2 separate regions of the Homo sapiens genome follow, and region 2 is linked to region 1. A link is an interaction called in ENCODE POLR2A ChIA-PET data of the cell type or tissue named here. Cell type or tissue: CD4-positive, alpha-beta T cell. All regions are shown on one strand. Links, peaks and the distances in the headings refer to the core of each region. The heading gives the core; the rest is flanking DNA. Region 1 holds the start of PLEKHF1 (pleckstrin homology and FYVE domain containing 1). Region 2 overlaps POP4 (POP4 ribonuclease P/MRP subunit).

What was found. Peaks named below come from ENCODE experiments on the same cell type or tissue, not always from the same donor. Only the 100,000 strongest peaks of a DNase experiment are listed, where the experiment ranks them.
Region 2: POLR2A ChIA-PET joins it to region 1 with 16 read pairs; 19 of 35 experiments call an interaction of 5 or more read pairs at or near these places.

Annotation. Positions count from the first base shown.
Region 1 is chr19:29,663,811-29,679,572 of GRCh38, forward strand. It overlaps PLEKHF1 (pleckstrin homology and FYVE domain containing 1), which reads left to right and starts at 1,651. Exons shown (of 2, transcript NM_024310.5): 1 at 1,651-1,695; 2 at 10,014-11,667. The coding sequence starts at 10,030. The coding sequence ends at 10,869. LOC105372353 (a long non-coding RNA gene) reads right to left here and starts at 1,445. Exons shown (of 7, transcript XR_935896.3): 1 at 1,397-1,445; 2 at 222-397. RefSeq lists a silencer at 1,219-1,888 and enhancers at 1,410-1,963, 1,964-2,517, 1,969-2,088, 4,905-5,214, 7,716-7,945 and 1 more. In CD4-positive, alpha-beta T cell, for the core only: a CTCF peak has its summit at 7,946; DNase peaks (open chromatin) are centred at 7,621, 8,101, 8,741, 9,381 and 2 weaker places; H3K4me3 peaks cover 3,858 bases; H3K27ac peaks cover 7,701 bases.
Region 2 is chr19:29,616,105-29,631,866 of GRCh38, forward strand. It overlaps POP4 (POP4 ribonuclease P/MRP subunit), which reads left to right. Exons shown (of 7, transcript NM_006627.3): 7 at 1-1,133. LOC105372353 (a long non-coding RNA gene) reads right to left here. Exons shown (of 7, transcript XR_935896.3): 6 at 14,530-14,845; 7 at 14,092-14,419. Among named protein-coding and RNA genes, the nearest start is that of POP4, 18 kb to the left of the region's middle. RefSeq lists silencers at 4,947-4,996, 10,698-10,992 and enhancers at 6,088-6,147, 7,904-7,953. In CD4-positive, alpha-beta T cell, for the core only: no CTCF peak of the experiment used is centred there; DNase peaks (open chromatin) are centred at 6,337, 7,717 and 7,877; H3K4me3 peaks cover 740 bases; H3K27ac peaks cover 1,995 bases.

The DNA.
Region 1 (15,762 bases), core at 4,537-12,536:
CAAGGCCACAGCTGGTGGCCCTCTCACTTGCCTGTCCCCTCTCCCTCCCCCTCCGTCACCCCCTTTCCCTTCCCTTCTCAGCTGGGAGAGGACCGTCTCCAGCACTGGGCCCACCTCACAGCCTCGCCCATAGCCCCCTGCCAAGAGAGCAGGCACCTCTTCTAGCTCCAGCCCCACAGCCCTACAGCCCATCAGCCCTCCCCCCGCTGCTCCCCTCTCACCTGGTCCTGGCCCAGCAGGCCTGCCCCGGCCTGAGCCACCCCTCTCAGGGTGCCCAGGTGGAGTTCTATTTGGCAAGACAACCTGCATCTATGTGACAGGTAGGGACTGCGTTCCTCCTATGCGCTGCCCGTTCTCAGCACTCGGTATGCAGGGGTGAACCAGAAGAAAGTCCTGTCTGAACACGAGAAGAAATTACTGTCTAGCCCGTGGGGCTCACAGCCTGGGTGGGAGGCAAGCCACCAGCATGACTTGTTTATGAGCATTCCACAGAAGCCACAGCCTGGTAGGCAGCCCTGAATCCCACGAGCGGCCTCAGGAGAGGACTCTGGGTTGGGAGATGCTTTGCAAAATTACAAACACGGGTGACTGTGGAGGGAGATGGGGTGGAGACAGGGAACCGCTTTGGGTGGCCAGGGCAGCCTCCCTGAGGAGGTGACAGTTTGAGGTCTGATGGAGGTAGAAGCAAAGGCCTGAGGCTTTAAGGAACAGGAAGAAGCCCATTTGAGAGGACCTGTGGGGAGGAGGCCAGGGAGGGCCAGGAAGGCCTCCGGGCACTGAGGCCTGGGAATTTCCTTCTGAGCCGCACAGGAGGCTCAGGTGCGGTTGAGTCAGGGGTGACATAACTTGCTGCTAGTGTTGGACCTGGGTGACGGGCACCAGGGTCCCCTGGACTATTCTCTTTCCTTCAGTTTGAAATTTTCCACTATAAAAAGCTTAAAATAGGCCAGGTGCGGTGGCTCACTACTGAAATCCCAGCACTTTAGGAGGTCAAGGCGAGAGGATGGCTTGAGCTAAGGGGTTCGAGACCAGCCTGGGCAACATAGTGAGACCTCCGTCTGTACAAAAATACAAAAACTAGCCGGTCCTGGTGGGCTAATTCTCCTGGGGTCAGGATGATTTCTGTGCAGGCTGCAGTGAGCCGTGACCGCGCCATTGCACTCCAGCCTGGGCGACAGAGGGAGACACCGTCTCAAAAAAAAAAAAAGGTTATAAAGTGCTGCTGCATTTTCATATTACGATTATTGACCGCTGAGGGTGACTGTGCTGTGAGGCCCGCCGGAGGCACCAGAAGGCACAAGCCTCCCACTGCCCCTTTCCCCGCCAAGTCCCGCAGGTCTCGCAGTCGCGGGCGCCCCCACCCCACCCCTGCCCAAGGCCAGGGTCGCAGTCCCACCGGGTGACGGCAGTCGCGCTCCGCGTGGGGCAGCGGCGAGCGGAAAGGGAAGCCGGGCGGGGCCAGGGGGTCAAACACGGGCGACAGTCCCGCCCAGCCCCGGACCTGCAGCGCGCACAAGCTCGGGCGCCCTCCGAGCGCCGCGCCCAAGCCCCGCCCCTCCCGCTTCCCGGGCTCCGATTGGCCGAGCCACCGCGGGGGCGTGTCCGGCGGAGCTGGCCGGGACCCGGGCGGAGCGGGCGGGGACCCGGGCTACTGCGGTGTGGACTCGAGGGCTGGGCGCGGGGCCGGCGCAGAAGGTGAGTCCCCCCACCGTCCCCCGGCCGGGCTGCGGGTCGCGGGGCAGGCGCATGAGGCGAGTCTCCCATCACCACCCCCGGACAAGCGAGCTCTCTCCCGCCGCGCGGTCTTGGCGGCTCCTGGGCCGGCGGGGCGCAGTGCCGCTGACTCCAGCCCAAGAAGAGGCCTGGGAAGGGCGCTCCTGGGCGGCTTGCGGGGTGAACCTGCAGGGAGCCTGGGGAGAGCGGTCAGGGGTCAGAGCGTCCGAGGCGGAATCCCCGGGGAAACGCGCAGATGTAAGCTGGTGGAGGTAAGGGGGTCGCGGGCCACCCGGGACTGCAGGGGTCTCAGCGCACCCGGTCGCTGGTGGTGTTTCCGGGATCCTGGCCTCGTGTGGCCGCCGGGACCTCTCTTCTCAGCCCCAGTCTGCAGTCTGGAGGCCTGGATGGGACCACTGTCCCCCTGGGCAGGGGCGCGGCGGGGGGCGCTGGGGTCCCAGTTCCTCTGGAGCAGTTGAGTTTGTGATTCTTGGTGGGAGCTGCCAAGGGAAACAGGGTCGGGCACTGCTCCCATCTCAGAGAGGAAACTATTGAGCAGGCCCGCAGAGAGAGGCGGCCTGGAATCTCCCTCCTTTCTCGTTTCCCCAACACCTGGCGGGCCGTGTAGGGCAGAGGTGTGGTCAGCCTCTTTGCAGGTGGGAAAGCAGAGAGGTTCCGAGCCACGCTGAAACTTGATCTCTGCAGCCCAAGGGGAGCACTCCTTTGGAATTTGAACACCTCTGGTATCTCCTGGCCAGAGAGGGTCAGAGGCCAAGGAGGTGGGGAGGTAGTCCCCTAATGCGCTGGGATCGTCCCTCTGCACAGCGTCGTTCCCACTGGAGTCTGTTGTGAGCTGAGATGACTCTCTGACTTCGGCCTGCGTCCCTGCACACGTCAGCCCTCCGGGCTGCCAAAACACAGGCCAGGCAGCCCTGGGTGAACTAGGGGACCTGCCCAACCCAGCCCACCCCGAGGAAGGAAGGGGGATTGGCCAGTGTGGCCTGGAGGGTGGGACAGCCCAGCCAAGCTGACGGACCTGCTCGGGATGGGGTGGGCATCAGGCATTTGGAGCGCAGGCAACACCCGCTGGACTCTGACTTCTGGAGTTCTGATTTGGTCTCTGGTTGAGTGCAGCTTTCCACAGCTCATGGTTATTTTGGAGCCGAGCTTCCTGATCACTCAGCAGGGACCTTGGGCAGTGACTTTGATGTGGTGGAAGTACCTTCCCCAAGGGGGCTTTTGTGAGGATTAAGTGAAATAATGAACGTAATATGCTTAACTTTGTGCCTGGTGAGCTCTAAGTGCTCAGTCGGCGGCACTTCCAGTTTTGTTTTGCTTTGTTTTTCATTACCGGTCTCTTCCCGGAGGAGGGCCTTCCAGGAATCACAGGGCTGGACAGAGCCCAGGGGCGGCCCCTCTGGAGGGAGAGGAGGCTTGGCGCCTGATGCTGCAGTCTCAATGCACATGGAGAAAACCTCACATCCTCACGCTGGCCTGGGAGCCTGCAGGATGTCTCCTGCCGGCACTGCAACCTCATCTGTCCTCCTTGCCCCATCGCTCCTTCCTCCGCAGCCTGACTTCACCCATTCCACCTTGAGCTGCTCCCCAGGACCGGAGCTCTGCCCCTAGATCTTTGCACAGCTGACTTCAGGCTGGAGTGAGTTCACTTCCTCCCAAGGCCTTCCTTCCTCGACCTCCACCGTCCTCCCAGGCCCTGCCCTGCTGGGCGCACCAGTCTTTTTCTTCACAGTGTTTAGCACTGGCTCTCAGAAAAGACCCTGTGAATGTACTTCTAGTCTCACTGGCAAGAAGTGTGCATTCCTGAAGGGCCTGGTCTCCAGCTCCCGGCTGTAACCTCGCACAGTGTCTGGCACACAGTGGGACTCATAAATATTTGGAAAATGAAATCAGGCAGGCATGGAAGCAGGGTGGGTCTGCGTGCGGCCCAGGTCCCTGCAGGGAAGGAGGAGCCCCGATCTGGAAGTCAAGGGAAAGTCCAAAGGGCTGAGCTGCCCCCAGAACTCTGATTCCCTTGGTGACCCTGGCCCTGCACGTCCCTGAGCAGGTTCTCCACCTGTAACCCGAGGCAGAGCAGTTACAGCCCCCACCCCATCCCCCACCGCTGCCCAGCTCCTACTTTCCAGGGCTACCATCTTGGGGCCCCACGCATCTCTCATTTATCCAAAATGCTGTGTCCGGAGTAGGAGAGAGGACAGGACGACTCCCGTCAGGACAGTACCTTGTGTGGCCTGTTCAGCGTGCCCTGCAGTGTGTGCATTATACATTTTACAATGTGGCATGGTGTAGATCAGGGGTTGGCTAACCTTTTCTCTCAAGAGCTGGTAGCAAATAGTTTAGGTTTTGCCAGCCATACAGCCTCTGTCCCACATGGCTGTGTTTGAATAAAACTGGATTTAGAAAAGCTGGCAGTGGCCCAGATTTGGTGTAGCTCTCCAGCCCCTGCTGTTGATCACGTATCACACCTGGGCTGCCACATACAGAACCTGGCTTCATGGCTTCTGCAGCCACACGGGGGCTCTCAGGATGTGGCTCCCAAGCCGCAGTGCTCACATGAGCACCTCCAGCCCCTGTGCAGGCAGCAGGATTGCTGAGCCTGAGAGCCCCCACCCCTCTGAACCCTCAAAGAAAGATGCAGGTCTGTTCGTTGCCTGGTCTCCCAGGCTTACTGAGCCTGCGCTGGGGTCACCCCTCTACCAGCAGCCCTGGGGCCACACTGGGGCCAATACAGGCACTCAGGGCCCAGAGGCTGCCAGGAAGCTCTGTCACCAACATCTTCCCGAGGCAGGCCGGCCCCAAATGAGTAAGGACAGGGCTCAGCTTTTTTCTCCCCTGTGCTAAGCAAGGGAGGTTCACTTCCCTAGTGAGAACAATTAAAAAAAAAAAAAGGATTCCCAGCTGGGCTCAGTGGCTCATACCTGCTATCCCAGCACTTTGGGAGGCTGAGGAGGGAGGATTGCTTGAGGCCAGGAGTTCAAGACCTATCTAAGCAACAGAGTGAACCCTCGCCTCTAAAACAAATTTAAAAATTAGCCAGGCATGTTGGTGCATGCCTGTGGTCCCAGCTACTCAGGAGGCTGAGGCGGGAGGCTTTCTTGAGCCCTGGAGTTCGAGGCTGCAGTTAGCCCTGATTGTGCCACTGTACTTCAGCCTGGGCAACAAAGCAAGACAATGTCTCAGAAAAAAAAAAAAAAGAAAGAAAGAAAAAAGCATTCCCCATCTAACTCAGGGCTGCTGTATTTGCCAAGAAAAACCTACAGGCAAGGTCAAACCAGGATGTGAAGTTGTGGTCATGTAGAGAAGGTGAGCATGCCGGGGCAGCTCCCAGGAGGATGTTGTCTGCCCCGCCCCTCGCCCAACCTGGGACCCTCTGCAGGTTCACAAAGGAGGGCACATGTGAGCCCCTGGCTTCCCCAGTCAGTGTGTGGGGTCAGCTCTCAGCCCAGCCCCTTTCATCGCCACCAGATGCCCCTCCTCGCCCTTCCTGGTCCACATTTTACCATCAGCAGCTGGACACTAGCCCTAAGAGCCTAGAGGGGGTCTGTGAGTCATGGGTGGGGGCAGAGCAGCAAAGGGGTCCCATGTGGAGTGTTCTGCACCCCCTCCAAGGGCTGCAGAGACAGCGTCATGGACTCTGCCCTCTGCTGGACGGGTCCAGGGTGGATTGGGCACCCCTGCCTGCAGCTCTCTTCTGCCTGGTGCTGCTCCTTCCCTTCCTCCATGCCATCCACTTGGCTGGCCCAGTCTCCAGAGCTCAACAAGCCCCCAGGGTTGCGGGAGGGCTACCTGCTCTCTGGGCACAAAGCCCACCTGCCTCAGCTACTGAATGTGGAGGCTTTGGTCTGCAGTCTCAGGTTTGGGTTTTCATCCCGTTTCACCAGTGGCCTGACTTCTCAGCACACAGCTGGGCTGGGGGCACACGTGGCCTTGCTTCTTCGGGGCTCCTGACATCCCCTGCAGGTGCCCAGGCCTGGATGCCATGTGGTCACCCTATCAGGCCCAGCCAGGCGTCCCATCATGAGACATGCTCAGCGGCCCCCAGCCCATGGAGCCCAGGACCCAATCCAGACACTGGCCTGTAATTCTTTTCCTTTTGAAGACCTTAAATTAGAAGAAGCAACACGTGTTCCCATTTCTTGAAATTGGCAGATATTCGGATTTCATCGTGTTTGCTGCTGCCTTTTTTTAAAAAAACTTTTTTAAAAATGAAACCTTATAGACGAAAGTGGAATCCAATCTGAGCCCTCCATTCCTGGTCACATCTATGTCCTCTCCCCAGGCTACTTACTCCTGACTTTCTCCTTCCTATCTTTTATTTTTACCATTCTAACCACTTTCAAGTGTACAGTTCAGTAGTGTTAAGTATATTCCCATTGTTGTGCAACAGATCTCCAAAACTTTTTTTTTCTGAGACGGAACTCACTGTGATGCCCAGGCTGGAGTGCAGTGGTGTGATCTTGGCTCACTGCAATCTCTACTTCCTAGGTTCAAGTGATTCTCCTGCCTCAGCCTCCTCAGTAGCAGGGATTGTAGGTACATACCACCATCCCTGGCTAATTTTTGTATTTTTAGTAGAGACAGGGTTTCACCATATTGGCCAGGCTGGTCTCGAACTCCTGACCTCAAGTGATCTGCCCGCCTTGGCCTCCCAAAATGCTGGGATTACAGGCATGAGCCACCACACCTGGCCTCTAAAACTTTTTAATCGTTTAAAACTGAAACTCCATACCCAGACAACCTCCGCATTCCCCTTCTGGCAGCCCCTGGCAACCACCATTCTATTTTCTGTCTCTATGAATTTGATCAGTATGTATATCTCATATAAGTTATTACAGTATTTGTCCTTTTGTGATGGGCCTGCTTTACTTAGCATGATGTCCTCAGGGCTCATTCGTGTTGTAGTGTGCGTCAGAATTACCTTCCTTTTCGAGGCTGAATAGTATTCCATGGTATGTATGTTCCACATTTTGTTCATCCATTCTCCCATTGACAGACGTTTGAGTTGCTTCCACCTCTTGGCTATTGTGAATGATGCTGATATGAACATGGGAAAGCAGATATTTATTTTAGTCCCTGCTTTCAGTCTGGATATATATCCAGAAGTGGCATTGCTGGATCATATGGTAGTTCTGTTTTTAACCTTTTTTTTTTTTTGAGACGGAGTCTCACTCTGTCGCCCAGGCTGGAGCACAGTGGCGCGATCTCGGCTCACTGCAAGCTCCGCCTGCTGGGTTCACGCCATTCTCCTGCCTCAGCCTCCCGAGTAGCTGGGACTACAGGCGCTCGCCACCACACCAGGCTAATTTTTTGTATTTTAAGAGACAGAGTTTCACCGTGTTGGCCAGGATGGTCTAGATCTCCTGACCTCATGATCCCCCCTCCTCGGCCTCCCAAAGTGCTGGGATTACAGGCGTGAGTATTTTTAACTTTTTAAGGAACTTCCATGCTGTTTTCCTTAGGGGCTGCACCAGTTCCTATTCTCATCAGCAGTGCACAGTTTCCAGTTTCTCCACACCCTCACCAACACTTGTTATTTATTTTTTGTTTTGTTTTTTTCCCCTCCTTTTTTTTTTTTTGAGATGGAATCTCACTCTGTCACACAGGCTGGAGTGCAATGGCGCCATCTTGGCTCACTGCAACCTCTGCTTCCTGGGTTCAAGCGATTCTCCTGCCTCCGCCTCCCGAGTAGCTGGAATTACAGGTGTGAGGCACTGTGTCCGGCCTTCCTCCTACCTATTTTTATTCATAGATATAGTTCTTGAACACTTTCAGAATGTTATGTAATTCCTGCATAAGTGGTGTCACTTTACATACAACATTCTACAGGCTGTGTTTTTCCACTCCACGTTTGTTGTTTGCCGTCAGACCACATTGATCTGTATCTCTCATTGCGTGAGTAGCCCCGGGTTTTTATCCTTTTCCCTGCTGGTAGGCATTTTGGTTGTCTCTGCTGGGCAGTCATTGCTCTTTGTGGAATGCAGTTCTGGTTTTGTCAGATTGTCCCTCAGCCAGGTACTCGGTGATCAGTCATGGTGGGACAGGTCAGTTCTGTCACTGGTAATCCCCTAGGTTTGCAGTATACAGCCAAGATCAGCAAGCTAAAAATAGCAGTTCTTACGTAAGGTAGTGTGGGCAGCCCTTCTCAGGACACTTGTGATCTGCAGGGGCAAGTGGAACGGGACTCGAGGGCCCAGCATCTTCTGTTCTGCAATGCATCCACCCTCACACTGGGGCCCCACTCTGGCTTTCTACTGGTGGCCAGGCTCAGAACTGCAGCTCAGTGACCCAGAAACACTATGGGTGTGATCAGCTCAGCCCCAGGCGTGCCGTGTGTACCGGAATGCATGTGTGCACGTGGTGGTGGTGGGGCCAGCTCTCACCTCTTCCTCTGTAGAGGTAAGAGCTGAGTCATGCATGGTGGGCCTTGGGACCTGCTTGGAACCGTGCCAAGCTACTTATGAAGCATCTAGTATGTGCTTGGCATGGCTCCAAGAATTGTGGACACAATGAACAAGAAGAAGCTCCTGTTCTCATGGAGCTAAGAACTGAGCAGGGAAGCAGAAAACACACAAGCAATGAATAGACAAGCAAACAGCAGGTCCTGTTAAATCCCACAAAGAAAAACGATTGAATCCCAGAGAAGTGGCCAGCAGACCTTTTCTACAAAGGGCCAGGTGGTGAATATTTTAGGCTTTGTCACCATGTAGTCCCTGTCACCAACACTCAACTCTCCCATTGCAGTGTGGAAGCCACCAGAGACAATAATAAATGAACGAATGTGGCTGTGTCCCAATAAATCTTTAACAAAAGCAGGCTGAGGGCCGGATTTGACTCTCAGACCTTGGATTACCAATGCTTGTCCTGGGTGTGGGAAGAGGCTGCCTGAGCTGGGGTTGTCAGGGAGAACCCTTTCAAAAAGGAACTGAGAACCCGTTGCAGGAAGGAGCTGACCCTGGGACAGCCTGTCTCAGGTAGGACACAATGGCACCTTGCCACCGATATGGTGGCGGAGTTATGTGCTGAGAAATGGGCAGGCTAGATTTGAGAGGTAAAGATGATGAGATTTACTCATGGCTTGAATATTGGAGGTACAGGAAGGGGGAGATTCAAGGATGTGTCCTAGGTCTGGGGTTTGAACTCCTGGATGAATGGTGGTGTCACTGAAGGAGAGGAAGAGGTGCAGGTCTGCGGAGGTTTGTTGTTGGATGTGTTGAGTTTGAGGAGCTTATTAGACAAGCAGGTGAACATCTATGCTGACAGCCCTCCTAGAGCTTGGAGAGGCCAAGACTGGAGGCTTGGAATGGGGAATCTATGGCATTTATGGGGTCTTCAAGGTCGTGAGTCTGGTGGGCTGGTGTGTGTGTGGACCAAGCAGGGGGCGCCCGGCATGAGCTCTGAGTTAGTGCTTAGTGCTTAGGGCACCAACAGAGGGGCCTGTGTGGCCTCACACTCCACTCGGGACGGCAGCATAGTGCGAGCTCCAGGGCCCCTGCCTCCTAGCATCGCCTCAGTTCCCCTCCTGTAAAGTGGGGATTCTGCCTTCTGGGGTTGGGTGGGAACTAAATGAGATAGTCACGCTTGGCTGACAGGAAGCACTCGGCGCCTGTGCTTGTGATGGTGGTGGTGACTGCTGCACTTCCTGGGTGGTTGCGTGGGTTGCAGGGCCTGTGACAGCTTGGTTTGGTGGATGGCAGAGTCAGGGTTGGGTTGGGGGTAGAGACACCCAGGTCTCCTGGCACAGACCGTTCTGATGTCCCGTTGAGGCCTGTTCCGCCCTGTTTTTCAAGGCTCCCCAGCGGGGCTGAACCTCTGCCCTCTGCTGCCCACAGTAGTAGCCGGCTCAGTAGCACTTTTTTTTTTTAAGAGATAGAATCCACTCAGTCACCTAGCTAGAGTGTAGTGGCATGATCATAGCTCACTGTAGCCTCAAACTCCTGGGCTCGAGCCTCCTCTTGCCTCAGCCTTCCAAAACGCTGGAACCACAGGCATGAACCGCTGCACCTGGCCTAAGTAGCACACTTTATCACTGCCTTCCCATCCCTGTCTGGCCTCCACATCCCCTTTACTGGGAAATCCCCCTTCCCTCCCCGTAGTTCCCTGTACTCCCGTCTAAGGGTCAGCTTCCGAGGTGATGCTTCTCAGTGCTGGGCAGGCCTGCGGGTTACTGTGCGTAGTCAGTGGGCTGCCTGGCATGGTGGGTTAGTCAGTTGGGGGTGGGCAGCGTGGTTCTGACACCCCCATGCCTGAGCCTGGACATACTCCTTGTCTGTCTCCTCCTGCAGCCGCCAGCTGGAGACGATGGTGGACCACTTGGCCAACACGGAGATCAACAGCCAGCGCATCGCGGCAGTGGAGAGCTGCTTCGGGGCCTCGGGGCAGCCGCTGGCGCTGCCAGGCCGAGTGCTGCTGGGCGAGGGCGTGCTGACCAAAGAGTGCCGCAAGAAGGCCAAGCCGCGCATCTTCTTCCTCTTTAACGACATCCTGGTGTATGGCAGCATCGTGCTCAACAAGCGCAAGTACCGCAGCCAGCACATCATCCCCCTGGAGGAGGTCACACTGGAGCTGTTGCCGGAGACGCTGCAGGCCAAGAACCGCTGGATGATCAAGACGGCCAAGAAGTCCTTTGTGGTGTCGGCCGCCTCCGCTACGGAGCGCCAGGAATGGATTAGCCACATCGAGGAGTGCGTGCGGCGGCAACTGAGGGCCACGGGCCGCCCGCCCAGCACGGAGCACGCGGCACCCTGGATCCCCGACAAGGCCACGGACATCTGCATGCGCTGCACGCAGACGCGCTTCTCTGCCCTCACGAGGCGCCACCACTGCCGCAAGTGCGGCTTCGTGGTCTGCGCTGAGTGCTCGCGCCAGCGCTTCCTGCTCCCGCGCCTGTCCCCCAAGCCCGTGCGCGTCTGCAGCCTCTGCTACCGCGAACTGGCCGCCCAGCAGCGGCAGGAGGAGGCGGAGGAGCAGGGCGCGGGGTCCCCAGGGCAGCCAGCCCACCTGGCCCGGCCCATCTGCGGAGCGTCCAGTGGAGATGACGATGACTCCGACGAGGACAAGGAGGGCAGCAGGGACGGCGACTGGCCCAGCAGCGTGGAGTTCTACGCCTCGGGGGTGGCCTGGTCTGCCTTCCACAGCTGACCCCCGGCCTGCAGAACATCTGTCCCCAAGCCAGCTCCACTGCCCAGGCCCCCAAGAGGGCAGCTCCAGAAGCTGCCCAGGGCTCCGGGACCCCATCCCATGGTGGCAGGTGCAGCGGTGGGGAGTGGCTCTTTCTGGACTCCCAGTGCCTTTTTGCTGGACACTGTGTCCTTATGGCTTCACTGCAGGTAATGCCTTTCCCTTCAGGAAGCCCCAGAACACCCACAGGTCTTGGTAACAAACGCCACCTTACACTCTGCAGGCTGCAGCGGCAGCTCCAGATGGCCTCCTGAGCTGGACGACCCCAGGTCTCCAGACATCTAGGGACCAGAGCAGGTTTGGGAACACAGAGGGAAGACAGGATGGGAGTGTAGCCACAGAACCCACCTGCACCCTGACAGGCACACCCCACTGAAGAGCCTGAGTCCCAGGAGGCCTCCTGGAAGCCCAGGACTGCCCACCCACCACGCTGGTGCCCACCGCCTGGCCAGCCAAGCCCTGCCGATCAGACATGTGGGCTCCCCGAAGCCCAGCCAGAGACTGCCGTGCTGTGGGTGCCACCAGGCCCAGGGACTGCAGCCTGAGCTCCCCGAGGCCCAGGGCAGCCGGGTGAGGACTCTGTCCTGTGTCACCTCTCTCCAGGTGTCCAGCTGTCTCATGCCTTTTTGTCCTGTCCTCAGCTCTCCGTGTGGTCAGCGAAACCATTGTTTTCTGTTAGGACTCAGTTGCAAGAACAGAAACCCTGCCCCCACTTAATAATAAAAAAGAAAGTTTATTGATGGGTGGTTGCAAAACAAACCCAGGAGTGTCCTTGCTTCAGACATGGCTCTGTCCATGGTTGAAAATGTGCTAGGTGGCAAAAATCTACCACTGTCCCCCACACTGGGAGTTCTTGTGTATGCTGGCTGCCTGAAGGAGACAGACGCTCATGCTGTGCCTTGGCTGGGCTCCCCCAGGACACAGGTCTGTCCGGGTGCCATGACCGTGGCCTGATGCCTGCTGCCCTATTCACTTTGGTGTGGGCGATCTCAGTGGATGGAACTGAGGAAACAAATAGCCATTTGTGTGGCTCTGCCGGGCCTCCCAGGCTGAGAGCTTCCCCGTGCAGTCCTGCCTGGCCCTGGGGCTGGTGCTATGGAGAGGGAAACTGGGCCCCAGGTACACCAGCCTTTCTCAGAGTGAGTGTGCATTGGGCCTGGGGCTCGAGGTCAGCCTCCCAACGCCTGGCCCCATGCTGGCCATGGAACTGGGGATCCTTTAACAGTGTCCCACGAGTGCTTCTGCACTAGTCTTTCCCAGCGCCTCAGCCTTGGCAGGACTGGGGCATGGACTGGGGTTGCTGTCAGCTAGAAGTGGTGACCGTGGGGCTGGGAGTTCCCTGCCCACGCAGTACAGCATCTGAAACCCCACTGACAGGGCCTCTCCCTGGCCTAGCACCATCCTCCTGGGGCCAGTTCTCAGAGGTTCACGTGCAGACAGAACCCTGGAGGGTGCAGTTCGAGTGCAGATTCTGATTCGGCAGGTCGAAGCCCAGCTCCCAGGGCCTGCCGCTACCACCACCCACAGACCACCCTTGAGGTGACAAGGCCTGCTGGTGGCCTGTGGGCACCCTGTGAGGGAGGCGGGAGGGTCAGTATTTTTGTTTGTTTGTTTTTGAGACAGAGTCTCACTCTGTTGCCCAGGCTGGAGTGCAGTAATGCGATCTTGGCTCACTGCAACCTTCACCTCCCGAGTTCAAGCAATTCTCCTGCCTCACCCCTGCCAAGTAGCTGGGATTACAGGTGCCCGCCACCACACCTGGCTAATTTTTGTATTTTTAGTAGAGACGAGTTTTCACCATGTTGGCCAGGCTGGTCTGGAACTCCTGACCTCACGTGATCCGCCTGCCTTGGCCTCCCAAAGTGCTGGGATTACAAGCGTGAGCCACCACACCCGGCCAAGGGGTCAGTATCAAAGCGCCTTCGACCTGCCATGCTTGGCAGAATGACCAGTGTGGGAGGCCCACTGGCCTTCCAGGAAGGACCTATTTGTTTACAGTCCCTTTCTCTCCCTTGGCCTCCCTGAACCACACAAACTGGTTCAGGCTGGTTCTGCCTGGGCAGAGGGCACAGGGTGAGACAGGTCACGGAGCTGGGGGTGACTTCCTGGACAGATCTAGTGCCCTCTCCAAAACCCAGCCCGGGCAGCCCTGTCCCTGCACCCTGGGACTGAAGCCAGGGCAGGGTGTGTTGGCTGCCACCGCTGGCCTCTTCTCACAGCACACTCCCCTGCCTGAAAACCCTCAGAGCCTGAAAGGCAGCGTTCACTAAGATAGGAGAGGGGACCACGTGCAGCTGAGCCCGGCCACCACCAGCCTCCTCTACAGCTTCCTGCCAAGGGGGTCCATGCACAGGACCCCAGGCTGACTGAGTGCAGTGTCGTCCTCTCCAGGTCATGGCAGGCAGCGCCCTGGGGTCTGGCTGAGTAGGTGATTCTCATCCCTTAGCCCAGGACTCAGGTCTGTGTCCCTCTCCCCTGCAGGGCTGGAACAGAACTGCTGCTGCCCCAAGTCCCAAGGTGTTAGGGCCTGTAAGGGCCCACGGCTTGGGGTGGCCCAGGACCTTCGCAGAGCCTTCACACCTGCGGTCTTGCTCCCGCACCAGCTGGGCCATGCCAGCTGCTGGGGACACCGCTGGGAGTGAGACAAACAAGGCCCGCACAGCATGGTGGGGGAGACACAGGTGCAGAAGCCAGGGTGGAGGGTGCTATGATGGGGACGGGCTGAGAATGAGTGAGCCACGCCTGCCTGGTGGGGAGAGGACATTCCAGCAGAGGGAACAGTCAGTACAAAGGCAGGAAAGGGACCCCTGTGACCTGAGCTGCGTGGCTGGAGCTGGGCCCCCAGAGGCACGGGGCAGCCACCTCGGGTGCCCCAGAGCTGTCGGAGCCTTCTGCACGCAGCAAGGCTGATCTCGGCTTTTGAGAATTTGTCCTGACTGCTGTGCATGGGTGGCTGGTGGGAGAGGGGGTCTGGCAGCCATGGAGGCCGGCAGCTGTCCGCTTCCCTGGGATCCCCAAGGGCGGACCTGCGCTTCACTGAGGCCACATCTGCCTCCGATTTTGGCTCTGGCTGTGGACTGGAAGCCTTAGCTGCCCTCCTTCCCATCCTCAGCTCCTTCCAAGGGGCAGGCCCCCTCCCCTGTTCTGCTGAGAAGTTTTTTGTTTGTTTGTTTGTTTTTTTGAAACAGAGTCTTGCTCTGTCGCCCAGGCTGGAGTACAGTGGCACAATCACGGCTCACTGCAGCCTCGACCTCCTAGGCTCAAGCCATCCTCCCACCTCAGCCTCCCAAGTAGCTGGGACCACAGGCACACCCAATGGCACCCAGCTAATTTCTTATTTATTTATTTATTTATTTATTGAGACAGGATTTCCCTATGTTGCCCAGGCTGGTCTCGAACTTCTGGGCTCAAGCAATCCTCCCACTTCAGCCTCCCAAAGTGCTGGGATTATAGGTGGGAGCCACCACACACCCAGCCTATGCTGAGACATCCAACAGGCACTGAGTGTCAGCTTCCAGGCTGACAGCCGAGGGGGCGCCAGGAAGCAGAATGACCCCCAGGACTGCATGGTGTTTGGGGCCAGTGTGAGTTTGAATGAATCGGGGTCCCTGGCCACTGAGGCACAGAGGGGAGTATGCTGGGAGAGAGCAGAGCCACCCAAAATGGAAGATGTGGGCCTGGCCAGTGGGCCCGGGAAGGGAAGGTGCTGCCCTGGAGGCCCTGTCTCCAACTCCTATCAGGTTTATTTTCCACCAGAGATGGCCTCCTGGGCCAGGCTCGGGTCGACAGGTGAAGCTAGGCCAGCTGCCCAGGCAGTCCCCGGAGAGGGCCCTGCCTCAAGGAGCAAGCACGGAAGGGGAAGGCCAGCCTGTAGAGCTTGCAGCCGTCTCTCCTGCTTCGCCACAGCACCGCTGCCAGTCCCCTTCTTGGGTGGGGAAGCTCCTTGGAGGCTCTGGAAGTTGTCTTCAGTCCCAGCCATGCAGCTGAGCTTTGCTCATTGCCTGCACTCCGCCCCCACGCCTGGGAAGGTCAGGAGGCCTCGGGCCGAGGCCTCTGCTGTTTGCAGATGCTCCCTTTCCCCAGAGCTGAGCCTGAGGTCTGGCAGGAGCACGGGGCTGCTGGGCCAGGGTCCAGCCTCACGCTCCTGCCTGGGGCTTTGCTTGCAAGGCCTGGCAAGGACACGGGAACCAACTGTCCTGCCAGCCGAGTGCTGCTGTCCACCTCTCAAATCTTCCTCCCAGCTGTGCCTGGACTCCATGTCCCTGCCAGAAGCCGGTCCTTCGCACAGGCAGCATGGGATTCCTGGGAGGCGCCTGCCTCGTCCCCTGCCTCTTCCTAGGAGGTGCAGAGGGGTGAGGAGAGGGTCCGAGAACAGGCCCATGCATTTGAGGGGCATCAGAACCCCACCACTCCACCCACAGGGGCAGGCCAGAACCGCTCCTGCAGGAATCAGCCCAGAGCAGTGCAGCTCAAGATGGCAAGTACAGTCACAGCTGTGACCCCAGGGCTCTTTGGGATTGATGACAGCCCCTTTATTTATTATTATTTTTTTTATTTTTTTGAGACAGAATCTTGCTCTTGTCGCCTAGGCTGGAGTGCAGTGGTGCGATCTTGGCTCACTGCAATCTCTGCCTCCCGGGTTCTAAGCGATTCTTCTGCCTCAGACTGCCGAGTAGCTGGGATTACAGGTGCGTGCCACTACGCCCGGCTAATTTTTGTATTTTTAGTAGAGGTGGGGTTTCACCATGTTGGCCAGGCTGGTTTCGAACTCCTGACCTCAGGTGATCCACCCAACTCAGCCTCCCAAAGTGCTGAGATGGCAGGCGTGAACCACCGCACCCAGCCAGCTCTCCC
Region 2 (15,762 bases), core at 2,407-10,406, 50 kb before region 1:
TGGAGGACTGAAAGGAGGTCGCCCGGCATCACCTCCCGAGGTGAGACCTGCTGCAAAAGCCAAGCCAGCAGCATTGACGCCCTTTGATATCTTCGCCATTTTTGCTGCTGAAAGACTTGGCTTTTCAGTCTGACCCTGGCCCTCTGTGACCATGTGTCTGTAAAGCCAGTGGGTCAGGCCCTTCCATGCAGGGCCAGAGGAAAAGCGGGCCCAGGGCTGCAGTGAGAGCGGGGCAGGGGACCAGCCTACCAGATGGGTTGGAAACATGGCTCAGAAGGACCAACTACCCCTTCCCTTTGAGGAGCAAGTCTCTGCCGATCAGCAAGGCAAGGCCAGGAGCCCTCCTGGCGAAAGGCAGGCCACAAATCTGTTCTCCCCCAGGAGAAGTAGCAGTGCCAGGGCTTTGCGTTTCTGGTAACTTCCACCCAAACCACACCAGAGAGAAACACCGTAGTGGAGAAGGGAAGTGGGAGCGCTGACTGCTGTGTGCCAGGAGAGTAGAAAGGCCCAGGTCTGTGCCACCACCCCTCCCCAAAGCTCAGTGCACCCAGAGTCTCACAGGGACCAACACGGTGCCTCGGTCCTGCTTCCATCCATGCAAGTGTCCTCCGCTCACCAGGGTGTTCTGAGGCAGCTCAAGTGCTCTCCCCCAAGCAGCACGCAGTCACCGCTGCCAGTGATGAACACACGCACGGGCTAGGCACATGGAGCCCAAGCACACTGCCACCTCGGACACGGGCCCCGGCCCAGCGACTGCCTTGTGGTGTGGCCGTCCTCATCTGCCACAGGAAGACAGACTTCGAGGGACCTCTTGCCTAAGGCCTCGCTGACTCAAGGGTAGATTGAGATTTGGACCTAATAGGCTCCAGAACTGTGCTTTGAGCTACAGGGTGGCTGCAGGATGAGACGGATGCAGTTCAAAGTGCAGGATGTGCTGCCTTTATTACCTGCTTTCCCGCTGAGCAAATCCCTGTCTTGAGTGGGAAGTGGCATCTATTCCCCCAGCCATCTGAAAATGCTGTGTTCATAACCAAATAGGTGCTGTAGCTTCCTAGCCATCCCGCTCTTACCCGCCCCTCTGCAATGTAAAAGGCGTCCACTGTTGTGTAAATACACAGTTGCTTTCCAGAAAAGTTGTAGGTACCACTTGCCATGTGAAATCTGTTTTTCATTTAGCTCAGACTCAAGTTTCTGTGTGAGTGGCGGTTTAATTTGTAGATACCTCTCCCTCTCCCCCAAGGAGACATGGTGAGGGTGCTCACCGGCCACTAAGCTGCCGCTGTGCCTGCCTGTTTCTAGGATACACTGTTGCCCTCATGGCCCACCCAGGGGTCATATCTCCCAGGTAGAGGAGGGAAAGGGGAGGGCCCAGCTGGGCGGGACATGGTTCCTGATGAGGAACAGCTGCAGAAAGCATGATCTGAGGCCCAGGGGCCGTGGCAGGGGCCAGGGCTGCCATGTCTCCACAGGCTGCGGCACAGCTTGTCATGGAGGGTAATGTGGTGCTTTTTGGCCCGATCTCTCCCATGTCCACTGTCCAAGGAGCAGGACCCTGGCAGAGCTGAGGCCTTGGCCATGTGGTCCCACGGGAGACAGAGCCACATTCGACTTGTGTAAGCCTCCATGCACCAGAGAAAGTGCCAAAGAGGAGAGAGTGGTTAGCAACTCAGGACAGGACCCAGAGGCTGCAGGACTGGGAGACATCAGCCCAGCGACCCACTGCTCAAAGAGTGGGGCCCAGGGGCCCTTTACATCTTCCCAGTGCCCAGCTGCCACACAGGGTCTGCAGAGGATAGGCCAGAGCCTCGGGGGAAAGGATGAGGTTCTTGGAGGAGAAAGGACAGCGAAAGGACAGCGTGGGCCATGGCTGATGTATCCATCTGCTCTAATCTTCATAACAAAATGCCACACACTGGGGCTGCAGCATTTTCTCACAGCTCTTGAGGCTGGAAGCCAAAGATCAAGGTGCTGGCAGGGCTGGTTTCTGGAGAGGCCTCTCCCTTCTTGTCCTCACATGGCCTTTCCTCCCTGTGTGCAAGGAAAGTGATCCCTCGGGTCTTTTCCTTGTAGAAGGACGCCAGTCCTATTGGATCAGGCCGTGTTCTTATGAACTCGTGAAAGTCTCCAGACAGTCACAGTGGGGGCAAGGGCTTTATCATATGAATTTGGAGACCCAAGTCAGTCCACAGCCACCCCGAAGCTTTCCCAGCCAGGACAGCCTGGTTGTGCCTCCCAGAAAGACTCCAACAGCTACCTGACTCCCAACCTCAGACACTAGCCAGGCCTTCTCTTTCCCCCATATGGGCTGCTTGGACCACTAGCCAGTCCAGCCAGCCCCAATGCTGGCCCCTGAGCTGCCATCACCACTGGATTCTGTGACATGCTCATACAGGAACTTGGGTCCAGGGCTGCTCCCTCCAGTACCCGGGGCCCCTGAGCTGCCCAGTTCCCCTTCACTTTTGCAAACAGCTGAACTCCTCCTCCCGCTGGGGCCAGGCACAGTCTGGATGGGGGAGGAAATGCGTGTGCAGGTGGGCAGGATGGGCAGAGAAGTCTCCCTGGAGCAGGGGCTCCGGCTCTAGGCAGCTGTGGGTGTGAAGAGTGTATTCACACCAAGGCTCAGGGCAGGAGCCCGCAGAAGCATTGTGGAGGACCCAGGAAGGCAGGGGAAGCCTGCGAGGGTCTGCCCCCTGGGCTCAGGCAGGCAGGAGGAGAGGCCGGAAGGGGTATATGGCTGCCAGGAGTGGAGAGATGGCAGAGATGCTGGAAAAGCCCTAATCCATGGGGCAGGAGGTGGAGTTCTGCTGATCCATTCACGCAGTTCTGAAGTCTTGGGGACCTTGGTGCCGCCATCTGTCAAGTGGGGCCATTAGACTAGACCCAGCGTTCCTGGAATGGCATCCTGGAACTTCCCATATCAGAGTTAGTGGGTGCACATTCAGAGCAGCCAGACCCTGGGCTGCACCTCAGACCTACTGAATCAGCCTCTGGCGGCGGGACCCAGATAGCTGTGTGTTTACCTAAGACCCCAGCTGATCACTGATGTTTGAGGACGCTGGGCTCCAGATGGTGTCTAAAGTCTCTTCCAGCTCTGAGGTCTGGACTGTGATTTCAGACTTGGGACTCTCAGGCCAACGTTTTCTGGAGGCTGGGAAAGATCATCAAATGACTGATCTCCCAGGTTCCAAAGAGTAAACAGGAACATCCCTCCACAAAGCCGTAAATTCTGGTAAAAAAGCTCGCTTTCTGGACAATGGCTTTAGCTTTAATTTAGTTTGCATTTCTTAGCTATAATGTCTAATTAAGACATCTGTTAAATGTCTACAATATTAATAGAAGGGGTTCTAATAGAACTGTATTGGAATTGTCCATTTAATTAACCTCGTGAGCCTTTAATGGATGTCTTAAATAGACATCATTAACAAGAGTGCTAGACAAATTAAAATTAGAGTCAATAACATTCTTGGTAATTTTTCCTGAGCTGTAAAGGACAAGCCTTGCTAACTAGACAGGCGCAGAGATAGGCTGTGTTCACAGGAGGGTGGGCGCTGCTGTCCTAGAGGGCATCTGAAATGGACAGGCCCCAAGTGGGATTCAGCTATTCTGTGTCTTGGTCCACTTTGCCCATAAAAGATAACCTCCAGCCATAGGAGGCAGGTCTCAGGAGCAAAGACCTGCCCTTCCCTATGCCTTTTACAGAAAACGTTTGCTGGGCCAGGCGTGGTGGCTCACGTGAGCCTATAATCCCAGCACTTTGGGAGACTGAGGCAAGAGGATTGCTTGAGTCTGGGAGTTTGAGACCAGCCTGGGCAACATAGCAAGACCCCATGTCTACAAAAAAAAATTTAAAAGTTGAGCTACACATGGTGGCATATGCCTATAATCCCAGCTACTCAGGAGGCTGAGGTGGGAAGATCACTTGAGCCCAAGAGGTTGAGGTTGCAGTAAGCCATGATTGTGCCACTGCACTCCAGCCTGGATGACAGATGAGACCCTATCTCTAAAAAAAAACAAGAAAGAAAGAAAAAGAAAAAGTGGCCTGATCCATCAGAGCTCCTGGAGGAGGGACTGGCTTAGGAGGGAGATGGAGGAGGATATAGGACCTCACCCAGAGACTCACAAAACGCCAGATAGATGCACAGACTGGGTGAAATGCAACAGACTGGGATAGGGAAGGATTTCCTGGGACAGGCCGGGAGCAGGATGAAATGGAAAACATTCCATTCTTTTGCCTCCACCGCCCCACTAAGCCACTCTCACTCAAGTGACTGCGTCTCTCCAGAGCCAGTGGTCGGTTCTCCGCCTCTGCCTTGCCTGGCCTCTCATCGGCATTTAACAGGTCATCCCTTCCTTCCTCCTGGAACACCTCTTATCCCCACACTCCCAACTTTCCTCCTGCCTCCCTGGCTACTCCCTCTCACTGTCCTTTGGGAGCTCCTCTGCAGAACTTCTCAGTGTTAGAATGCCCTGAGCTCTGCCTTTGGACTTCTTTCCCCATTCCCTCCATAGCTGTCTCGTCCACCACTTCAGATCCACCAGACCCACATGTGTAACTTGGTTTACCATCTGCCTCCTGCCAGCTAGAACGGAAGTTCCTAAGGACAGGACTGTTTTCCTCACTGCCATACCCTCACTCATCCAGAGTGTATCTGACTGTATTCAGTGTTCTGTGACTGTTGAGGAAATGAGAAAGCTGCCCACCAGGCTCCACCTGGAGATCTAACAGGCAGCCCAGCATGGTGGGCTGCACACAGCATGACGGACTTCCCTTCTCTTCCCTTCCTTCCACCCGCGCTTCTGCGGAGGCCCCTCGCCTCTTGGATGCTCACACGGGAAACCAAGGAGCCATCCTGATTCCTCCCTTGCTTTCACGCCCCCACCAACCTTTCATCACGACATGGTGGCCCTCCTTGCAACCCTCCCACCACCTGCTGCTCCAGCCCCCTTCCACCCACCTGCCAGCACCCAGCCACAGCCACAGCCCCCCGCTGGCCTCCCTGCATCCACGCCTGGCCTCACTGTAGCCCGGGTGACCTTTGTGAAACATGACTCGGGGTGCCTCTCCCGCTGAAAACCCACAAGCGACTTCCTGCTGCACGCAGAATGAGAGCCAGCCCCTGATCGGCATCATCAAGGCCCTTCCAGATCAGACCCCAGCCCACCCCTGCCATCGTGGTCCACCTTCCCGCTGCACCCTGTGCCTCTCTACACCCCCAAGCATGCGATTGTCCCCGTGCACATCTGTGCCTGCCATTCCTTCCTCTCGAGCTTTCTCCTGACCCCTCAATCTGCAGGCAGCCTCCCTGCGTTCAGCTCTGCACACAGGGAAGGCCCCATCATCCTAGCTCTGCAGCCCCCACCCCAACCAGTCACTCTGTCACATTACTCTGTCTGATATTTCCTTTTCCTTTTTTTTTGAGACAGGGTCTCGCTCTGTCACCCAGGCTGGAGTGCAGTGGTGTGATCATAGCTCACTTCAGCCTCAACCTCCCTGACTTAAGCGATCCTCGCACCTCAACCCCTCAAGTAGATGGGACCAGAGGTACATGCCACCATGCCTGGCTAATTTTTGTTTGCTTGTTTTTTTGAAGAGCTGGGGGTCTTGCTGTGTTGCCCAGGCTGGTCTCAAACTCCTGGCCTTAAGCAATCCTCCTGCCTCAGCCTCCCGAAGCGCTAGAATTACAAGCGCGAGCCACTGCATCCAGCAGTCTTATGTTTTGTGTACCACTTCTCAGTCCCCAGTGCAACCATATCTGCCTGTTTCATATCATTTTCTTCCACTGGAATGTGAGCTGCTCGGACGCTGGGACACTGCCCATGGTGTTCGCCGCCATAACCATTGTAAGCCCCCTGCAGGGGAGAACACTGCCTTGCATATAATAAGTGCTCAGTAAATATTTGTTTTCTGACCCAAAAAGAAAAAATGAGCCCAGGATGTGCCTCTAATAATGTTGAATAAGGGTTGGCACACAGCAACTGCAAGTGGTGCTGGTCAGTGACCCCTGTCTGGGCCAGATGAGCCCGTGTGGCTTGCCCAGGGCAGGGCAGCTGCACATCCTGAGTCCAACGTGCCACCCCCCCTTCCTTGTCGGTGGGCACCCCTGGTAGCAGGAGCCGCGGGTGAGAAGGCAGCCCTGTGCCACTGGGCCCTGGCACCCCAGCTATGCAGACCGAGGAGGTTATGCTCCATCAACAGCTGTGACGTGCAGCAAGTGTGGCCCGCGCTTCTCTGCCCCTTTCAGTTTCCCCCATGAAGCCCCAGGGTCTGGCGGGAGCAGCTATGGCTGGCGCTGCATAGCCTGGCCTGGAGAGGCTGAGCCCAGCAGGAAACCCGAGTCAGGAAACCCAAGTTCAAGGCCCAAGTTCCCCGAGACCTTCGGTTCCAACCACAGAGAACGTGAAGAAAGGGAGTGTGGTGTTTATTGCAGGCACATTTAATCTACACAAATTAAACTGTATCCTCTACCAAAAGAGAGGGAGGGAGGGGAGGAAAGAGAAAGGACGCTGTAGAGAGTGCTGCCAGTGGCTCTGTCCTGCCTGTAGAGTGCTGCCAGTGGAGGCTCGCCTTGCAGCGAATGTGAGACGGAAAGCATCCTCAGTTGCCCTGCTCTCCCAAAAAAGTGTGCGATTATAATGCTTTGTATAAAAAAACACAGGCCCCAAACAGGTGCTGTGCCACAGGGGCTTGTGCTGGCTCATGAGAGCTGATGTGTGCACCTCCTGCAGACGGCACATTCATGCCGGCACCCTGCAACCCTCATGGTGGGAACATTTACACAGCAATTTACACTATGCTACAAACCAGGGCTTGTTACACATGTACCAGCATCCCATCACTGCCCTAAATGCAAGCTGGCTGCTCTGTGTGCAGAACAGGCTGTGTTAAGTCATCTTTAGGGGGCTACCTAGCCCCATGGAAGATGGGGCTCCGTGGCCTGGGAGCTGGAGACAGAGCGCTTGCTGGCTAAGGCAGGGGAGATTGCAAACAGAGGATGTGTGTTTTCTCAGGGCATATGTTATACTTCAATTTAAAATGTTTGTAGAAGAACCATTTGGACTATTATGTGGGTGCTTAATAAATATCTGAAATCATTTGAGCATCTCTCCAGCAGTCTCATTTCTTAATGGTAATGCCAGGCCAGGCATGATGGCTCATGTCTGTAATCTCAGCACTTTGGGAGGCCGAGGCGGGTGGATCACTTGAGGTTAGGAGTTCAAGGCTAGCCTGGCCAACATGGTGAAACCCGGTCTCTACTAAAAATACAAAAACAAGCTGGGCGTGGTGGCAGGCACCTGTAATCCCAGCTACTCAAGAGGCTGAGGCAGGAGGATTGCTTGAACCCAGGAGGCGGAGGTTGCAGTGAGCTGAGATAGCACCATTGCACTCCAGCATGGGGGACAGATCGAGACTCTGTCTCAAAAAAAATAAAAATGGTAATGCCCAGGTTACCCTAAGTGGCTCTTGCTTGAAAAATCACAGATTTAAAGCAAGGAAACCCACATTCCTAAGAAATGCAGTATGTCACCAAACTCACAATTTTAACAGCTCCCTCCTTTCAAAATACGGGCTCTTCCGCTACCCCAGAACTCCAGGGACCAAGTGCTCTGCAGCCCTGTCACTAGGGCGTGGTTGCCACAGCCCTCCTGGTCCCGCCCTGTGAGGTTTCCAATTGAGTAGTGAGAGAGTGAGTGGTGATGACAGGACCCTGGGGCCACAGGGTGCGGTGGGAGGGGAACAGGGCCTGTGGCAGAGGCCCCTGGCAGGTCTGAAAGTAGGCTGGCTTCCCTCAGGACCTGAACTTAAGACAAGCCGGAGGGCTGAGCTGGAGTCAGGCAGGCTGAGGCCTCCTGCAGAGGAGCTGGGGTAGGAAGTGGGGCCTGCAGGGGCATGGCGCTGAGGAGGCTGGAGGCTTCAGGCACCAGGCAGGGCAGCAGGAAGTGAGGAAGACTGGCAGTGAACTGGAGAGGCCAAGGGCCGGAAGACCAGCTAGGAGGTTGTGGCCGGTGCTAGACGTCTGCAGCTTAACCAGGGTGTCGGCCTTGGGGATGCACGGAAACAGGTTTGAGAGGTGCACACAGCACCCACGAACAGGGCCTCAGGGACACAGCCCCTCCAGCCTCGGTCTGGGTGTCTACTCACAGCCCAGTGCCCTGAAGGGTGGCAGCCCCACTAGGCGAGTGGAGATGGCTCCAGCCGTCCAAGCTGCTGAACAAGGGGCTGTGGACAAGGCCAGCGTGGCCAAGGAGGCAGGGGCTGCAGCTGAGGTCTTCTCAGGGGAAAAGGGAGCAGGCAGGTGGGGAGACACCCTTGGGCAGACAGAAATAAGGAGGAAGATGGCAGAGCTGGGTCGCAGGGGTGGGGAGCCGTGTGGGCATACCTCCGGGTGTTGGGCAGGCTGCAGCCTTGTCTGGCTTAGCTTTGTGAGTTCAGTCAAGGGTGAGCCTCCACCCATGCCTTGGCGTCCTCATCTGTAAAATGAGCATCAGGAATAAAGCACAGCCAATAAAGTTTGTGTGTGTGGTATCACCCAAAAACTCAGAGGGTTCTGACAGAATACAGTACCATCTTCCAAACATAGGGGTCGGGCATTCTCCCAAACTGTCCCCTTGGGCCAGGTGTGGTGCCTTATGCCTTTAATCCCAGCACTTTGGAAGGCTGAGGCAGGAGGATCACTTAAGCCTGGGAGGTTGAGGCTGTAGTGAGCTGTGATTGCACCACTGCACTCCAGCCTGGGTGACAGAGCAAGACCCTGTCTCTGAAAAAAAAAAAAAAAGAAAACCCACCCACCTGTCCCCTCCATGGCTGCATTCTCAGTAGGACCCCAGAATACCCCCAGGTAGTCAGCACTGGTGGCTGGCTGAGGACACTGAGATGAATTATCCCCGGATCACATGGCCAGTGGGTGAGTCACATGGCAAGTCCCCTCTCACCAAATCAGCTATTCTTCCAGAACTTGAGGAAGACTTCCTTTCACCATAAATGTAAAGCCCCGTTGCCTGCCAGGGTGGGAACAGGACTATTTTTTGCATGGCATGAACCCCTGCCAGCTCCTGCCTCCTGGCGGTGCTTGCCGCAGAATTTACAGAATAAAATAACTATTGAACACCCTATTATCCGGCTGCCTAATTAATGTAAATGATAGTTATGGTCCCCACACCGTGGCATATGTTTCTCGGAGGAGGCCCTGCCAGCCGCCTGGGCCCCATTCCAGGGGTTTTTATGGTAGCAGCCCCATTCTGGCTCCATTGAGTAAAAGGTAAGTTGTGGCCCTAAATAATGAAGACAGAAGAGCTAATGGGCTCGGTGAAGAAGGGCAGCTCAGGCGCTGGTCTCCGAATCAGGTGACAGACCCTGCACTAATGTGGCAGGCCAGGTCTCACTAACGCAGGCCTCTGTAACACCTGTTTCAGCATTGACTGAGTGGCGAAGTTAAATATTAAAAGCTGATAGAGCCAGTGCCCTATACAAAGGCTGGAGTGTAACAAAAGCCCACCAGGAGTTTTGCCCAGGCCTTTCCTGGGCCTTGAAGCATGACAAAGTAACAAAGGAATTAACAGGACCCATTTTAAGATTAAACAAGTTGTATCGGAGGCCTGAAGAAACTCCCCAGACCTCCACAAACAAGTTTACTGGGGATCTGAAGGAACTCCCCAAACCTCCATAATTTAGCAGGAGACAAAATAAGGGTAATCGCCCCAGCACCTGGACCCATTTAGATTAAGTAAATTTACTGAGGCTTCAGAGGAAGATCTTCAGGACTCAGATCTTAGTTCTAGATTAAAAGAAGTTGGGCTGGGCGCGGTGGCTCACGCCTCTAATCCCAGCACTTTGGGAGGCCGAGGTGGGTGGATCACGAGGTCAAGAGTTCGAAACCAGCCTGGCCAACATGGTAAAACTCCGTCTCTCCTAAGAATACAAAAATTAGCTGGTGTGGTGGCGTGCGCCTGTAATCCCAACTACTCAGGAGGCTGAGGCAGGAGAATCACTTGAACCCGGGAGGCGGAGGTTGCAGTGAGCTGAGATTGCACCACTGCACTCCAGCCTGGGTAACAGAGCAAGACTCCGTCTCAAAAAATAAATAAATAAGTTAATCACTTATGTCTTTAGATGAATGTACACTTACACATAAACATATAGCTTAGAAGGTATATAAACTCTGAAACCCGAATTTTGAGTTGGTCTGGTGACATTTCCTAGGCCTTCTTCCCCATAACTGGTTACAGAAATAAAAACTCCCTTCCTCCCCAGTTCATCTGCATCTCGTTACTGGGCCGTGAGAAATAGCAGCCCAACCCTCAATTTGGCCTGGAAACGCTAATAGACGGGGTCTTTCCTTGCAGACCCGAGTGCTCCACGGACCCCCGGTGCAACAGTCCCTAGGACTCTGGAACAGAGACACAGAGGAGGTGTTTCTCCCAGAGCGCTATACACAGAATAAAATCCTATGAGGCCCATGTGGCCTGGCCCCTGCCCTCCTCCAGCCTCACCTCATGCCAGGCAGCTGCCTCCTCTCCTCTGGCTCCCAGCGAGTGGCCCATCCTGGCCAGTCTTGCCCTGGCCTTCCCTAGTTTTAGCACAAACCAGAGCAGCTGGTCACCCTACTCCAGCCCCACCAGCTAGGCTTGGTCTCAGGGCATGGGCCCAGGATGGTCTTCCCCATTCTATGTGTCTTAGTGCACTGGGGCTGTTATAACAAAAATACCAAAGACTAGATGATGGATAAAGAATAGAAATTTATTATTCACAGTCCTGGAAGCTGGGAAGTCCAAGATCAAGGTTCTGGCAGATTTGGTGTCTATCAAGGGCTCCTTCCTCATAGACACGTCTCTTCTCACTGTGTCCCCACTGGGTGTGGCACACTGGGTGTGGCAGAAGGGATAAGAGAGCTCTCGGCCGAGCGTGGTGGCTCACGTCTATAATTCCAACACTTTGGGAGGCTGAGGCGGGTGGATCACCTGAGGTCAGGAGTTCGAGACCAGCCAGGCCAACATGATGAAACCCTATCTCTACTAAAAATACAAAAATTAGCCGGGAGTGGTGGGTGTGCCTGCGGTCTCAGCTACTTAGGAAGCTGAGGCAGGAGAATTGCTTAAACCTGGGAGGCAGAGGTTTCAGTGAGCCAAGATTGCCCCATTTCACTCCAGCCTAGGTGACAAGAGCAAAACTCCATCTAAAAATAAATAAATAAAATAAAATAAAGAGAGCTCTCTGTGGCCACATTTTTTTTTTTTTTTTGAGACAGAGTCTCACTCTGTTGCCCAGGCTAGAGTACAGAGATGCAATCTTGGCTCACTGCAACCTCTGCTTCCTGGGTTCCTGGGTTCAAGCGATTCTTGTGCCTCAGCCTCCCGAATAGCTGGGATTATGGGCATGCACCACCACACCTAGCTAATTTCGGTATTTTCTGTGGTGATGGGGTTTCGCCATGTTGCCCAGGCTGCTCTCAAACTCCTGACCTCAAGTGATCCGCCCACCTCGGCCTCCCAAAGTGTTGAGATTACAGGTGTGAGCCACTGCTCCCGGTCTGGCCTCTTTTATAGGGCGTTAATCCCTATAAACACTCCATCCTCAGGACCTAATCCCATCCCACAGCCCCCGCCTCTTAACAGCCTCACATTGGGCATTTGGTTCAATATATGAATTGGTGGTGGACACAAAATATTAAGTCGATAGCAGACTGTTAGCTCCTCAGGGGGCAGACCGATGTTTTAGGCCTTCCCAGACCACCCTAAGTCCACCAGTCACCATCTCCACAGTGCTGGAGAGAGAAGCTGACTCTGCATGGCTGGTCTGCTTCCGTCCTGTGGGAGGAGGCTGGGCCCTGCGTTGGCCGCCCACCCCAGCCCTCCCTCTGTCACAGTAGCACTTGCAGGAAGAGGTGGGGCTGGCCTTTCTTAGAAAGAGCCTGTGTCCAAGGCCAGGCACAGTGGCTCACGCCTGTAATCCCAGCACTTTGGGAGGCCGAGGTGGGCGGATCACCTGAGGTCAGGAGTTCAAGGCCAGCCTGGCCAACATGGCAAAACACCATCTCTACTAAAAATACAAAAAGAAGCCAGGCCTGGTGGTGGGCACCTGTAATCCCAGCTACTCGGGAGGTTAAGGCAGGAGAATCACTTGAACCCAGGAGGTGGAGGTTGCAGTAAGCTGGGACTGTGCCACTGCACTCTAGCCTGAGACAGAGTGTCCCTCTAGACAGAGGGAGACTCCATCTCAAAAAAAATAAAAATGAAAATAAAGCCAACAAAAAAGAAATAACCTATGTTCAACTCGGTGCTGCTCAATCCTGGCTACCTGTTACAATCACCTAGGGAGTTTTAAGAACACCAAAGCCCAGACTTCACCTCCCAAAGTTAATCCAGAATCCCTGGGGTGGGGCCTTGCCATCAGTATATACATATATAGACAGAGAGAGGGACAGGGTCTCACTCTGTCACCCAGGCTGGAGTGCAGTGGCGTGATCTCGGCTCACTGCAACCTAATCTTCCCGGGTTCAAGCGATTCTCGTGCCTCAGCCTCCCAAATAGCTGGGATTACAGGCATGTGCCACTACACCCAGCTAGTTTTTGTATTTTTAGTAGAGACGGGGTTTCGTCATGTTGCCCAGGCTGGTCTCAAACTCCTGACCTCAGGTGACCTGCCTGCCTCAGCCTCCCAAAGCGCTGGGATTACAGGTGTGAGCCACCGTGCCTGGCCAGCATCATATATTATCGGTGTATTTTTAATCTACGTGGCCTAGGGCAAGTCACCTCTGGGAGCCAGAGCTTCCTTGCTGTAGAATGAGGAGTATCCACCCTGTGCTGTGGGAGTAATGGGGGCCGGGCACAGGGTAAACACGTGCCATTTGCTGTCCTGGTGCTTTCTGTTGTTGAATGGACAGTTCAGAACCTCCAGAAATCACCCTGAGAATCTCAGGCTTTGTAACAGCAGTGTCTCACCCAGGTCTCCGAGGTGACCACGGCCACTCACAGGGCTGCAGGCTAGGCCAGGTGCCCCTCCACCAAGGACCCAGACACCAGGAGCCTGGATTTGCCACCACTTTCTATGCTGTGTTATAAACACAAACATGTGTCTGCCTCCTTGACTATAAGCTCTGATGAATTCGCCCCTGAGTCCCAGGCTCAGCGCAAAGGCCAGCTCGATGCAGGGGCTCGGAGAATGAGTAAGTGAATCAGTGAATGTGCCCGCAGCTGGTGTGATCAGGAACTTTTGGGTCATTTCAGGGCCGTCTCTGGGGCAGGATGGTGCTTCTGAGAAGGGTCCCTGGACCAACCCACCCAGGAGCCATCACAGGCCAGGTTTCTGTCCCAGCATGCCTTGCAGGGTGTGCCTCGGACTCACATTTCCATAGAAATGAAAAGTAAAATACCAAAGTGCATCGCACATGTGTCAGGTCGCTTCTATTTCCTCACATTTTATTTTAATTATATGTGAAAAATGGAGGTCTTGGCCAGGCGCGGTGGATCATGCCTGTAATCCCAGCACTTTGGGAGGCCAAACTGGATGGATCGGCTGAGGCCAGGAGTTCAAGACCAGCCTGGCCAACATGGTGAAACCCCATCACTTCTAAATGTACAAAAATTAGCCAGGCTAATTTTACAGGAACTTGTAATCCCAGCTACTCGGGAGGCCGAGGCAGAAGAATTGCTTGAACCTGGGAGGTGGAGGTTGCAGTGAGCTGAGATCATGCCATTGCACTCCAGCCTGGGTGACAAGAGCAAGACTCCATTTCAAAAAAAAAAAAAAGAAAAAGAAAAAAGAAAAATGAAGGTCTCTAGACAGCAAGGGGACTGCACTGGTCTATTCCAGGAAGCTCTGCAACAGCACCAGGCCTGAGGGACAGTGACAGGTAGATAAATAGAAAAATGCTGCTTAGGAGCAGGGTTGCAAGCCCACAGGATCAGATTGTCAAGTTTGGAGCTGAACTCCAGCCTAGGGGTATTTTTTGTTTTTTCATTTTCTTTTGAGACAGGGCCTGGCTCTGTTGCTCAACCTGGAGCGCAGTGACCCAATCATGGCTCACTGCAGCCTCAAACTCCTGGGCTCAAGCAATCCACCCTCCTCAGTCTCCCAAGTAGCTGGGACTACAGGCACACCTGGAAAATTATTTTATTTTTGTTAAAGAGGAGGTCTCTGTTGTGCAGGCTGTTCTCAAACCCCTGGGTTCAAGCGATCCTTCCACCTTTGTTTCCCAAAGCGCTGGGTTTACAGGTGTGAGTCACTGTGGCTGGCCCCAGCCCAGGTTTTCCTACTCCACTGCCTTGTACCTGGCTCACCCCCCTCTATAGAAGCCCATGATCTCTTCTGGTTCAGGAGCACCATGGTGGTGTGTGGCTTCTCTACACTGTGGTCCCATGTGGACACGTCTCAGAGCTGCCACTCCAGGAGACACTGACTTTGGCCTGTGGCCATCGAGTGCATCTGTTGGAAGGATTTTGTTTGCAAGTGACATAGAACCGAATGTAAACTGGCTAAACAAAAAGGGAATTCAATGAACCCCGTAATTGAAGGGTCAGAATAGAAAGTGCTACCTTCAGGAATGGTTTGATCCAGAGGATGAAACAGCATTCCAAGACTGCTTATTTCTCTCCATATCTGGCTCTGTGTTGCCTCCTTGCTCAGCAGGTTCTCTCTTCATAGTGGCAAGATGGTAGCCCCAGCCTCACATTCTCTCAGGCTAGCTGACAGCTGGCTGGGGAAAAGAGAAATGTTTTCTCCCGGTAGCCCTTCCTCCAGTGTCAGAATTTCTTCATGCTGGTTGGATCTTTATGATCAGTTCCGCATTCCTGCACTGCTGCTGGAGCCCCAGGGCACTGATTGGCCACATCTGCATCATAGGCTTCTGTTCTGGAAACAGAGTTCTGGAAAGTGAGTGTCAGGAAGGAGGCTGTTCCTCTAAAGGAAATCAAGGTACTTTTTTTTTTTTTGAGGTGGGGTCTCACTCTGTTTCCCAGGCTGGAGTGCAATGGCGTCATCTTGGCTTGCTGCAACCTCCGCCTCACAGGTTCAAGCAATCCTCATGCCTCAGCCTCCCAAGTAGCTGGAACTACAGGTGTGCACCACCATGCCTGGCTAATTTTTTTGTATTTTCAGTAGAGATGGGGTTTCACCACGTTGGCCAGGCTGGTCTCGAACTCCTAGCCTCAAGTGATCCATCCACCTCAGCCTCCCAAAGTGCTGGGATTACAGGTGTGAGCCACTGCACCGAGCCAAGGTGCTATTTTTTAAAAGGAGGGAGCTGGATGCTGGGTGGCAATAATAATAATAATGTATCCATTCCTCTGAGCTCCTGAAGTAACAGGTGCAGCCTAATGAGGGGTCCTTGGGGAGGATTGGTATTGTGTGGACCCACATGAGCTGCAGCTGCATTTCCCAGCATGTCCTTCCCTATGCAGTTCCCAGTTCGCATGGGTTGGGCCACAAGAGACATTCCCTGAGATTTGGGAGGCGGAAGTGACGCAGCAGCCATCTTCTCAGCATTCTGGAGGTCCAAGGCCTCCCTGGTACTCTGGGAGACTGCATAAAACACCCATTCCATGATCCCATCTGAGGTGAAGGAGTTGGGGTATTGATCCACCAGTGCCACTTGGTAGGGGCCATCCCAGAAGGTGTTAATCCCCTGGCATTTCCTGATGACCATGAGGTAGGCACAGTTGCACACTGGAGCTTTGCAGAATGCCCTCAGGTAAAAAGATGCAGAAACTTTAATTTGCAGGCTATGGGCAGGGCACCAGCAGTGCCTCCTACAGAGCACTGATTAAGTC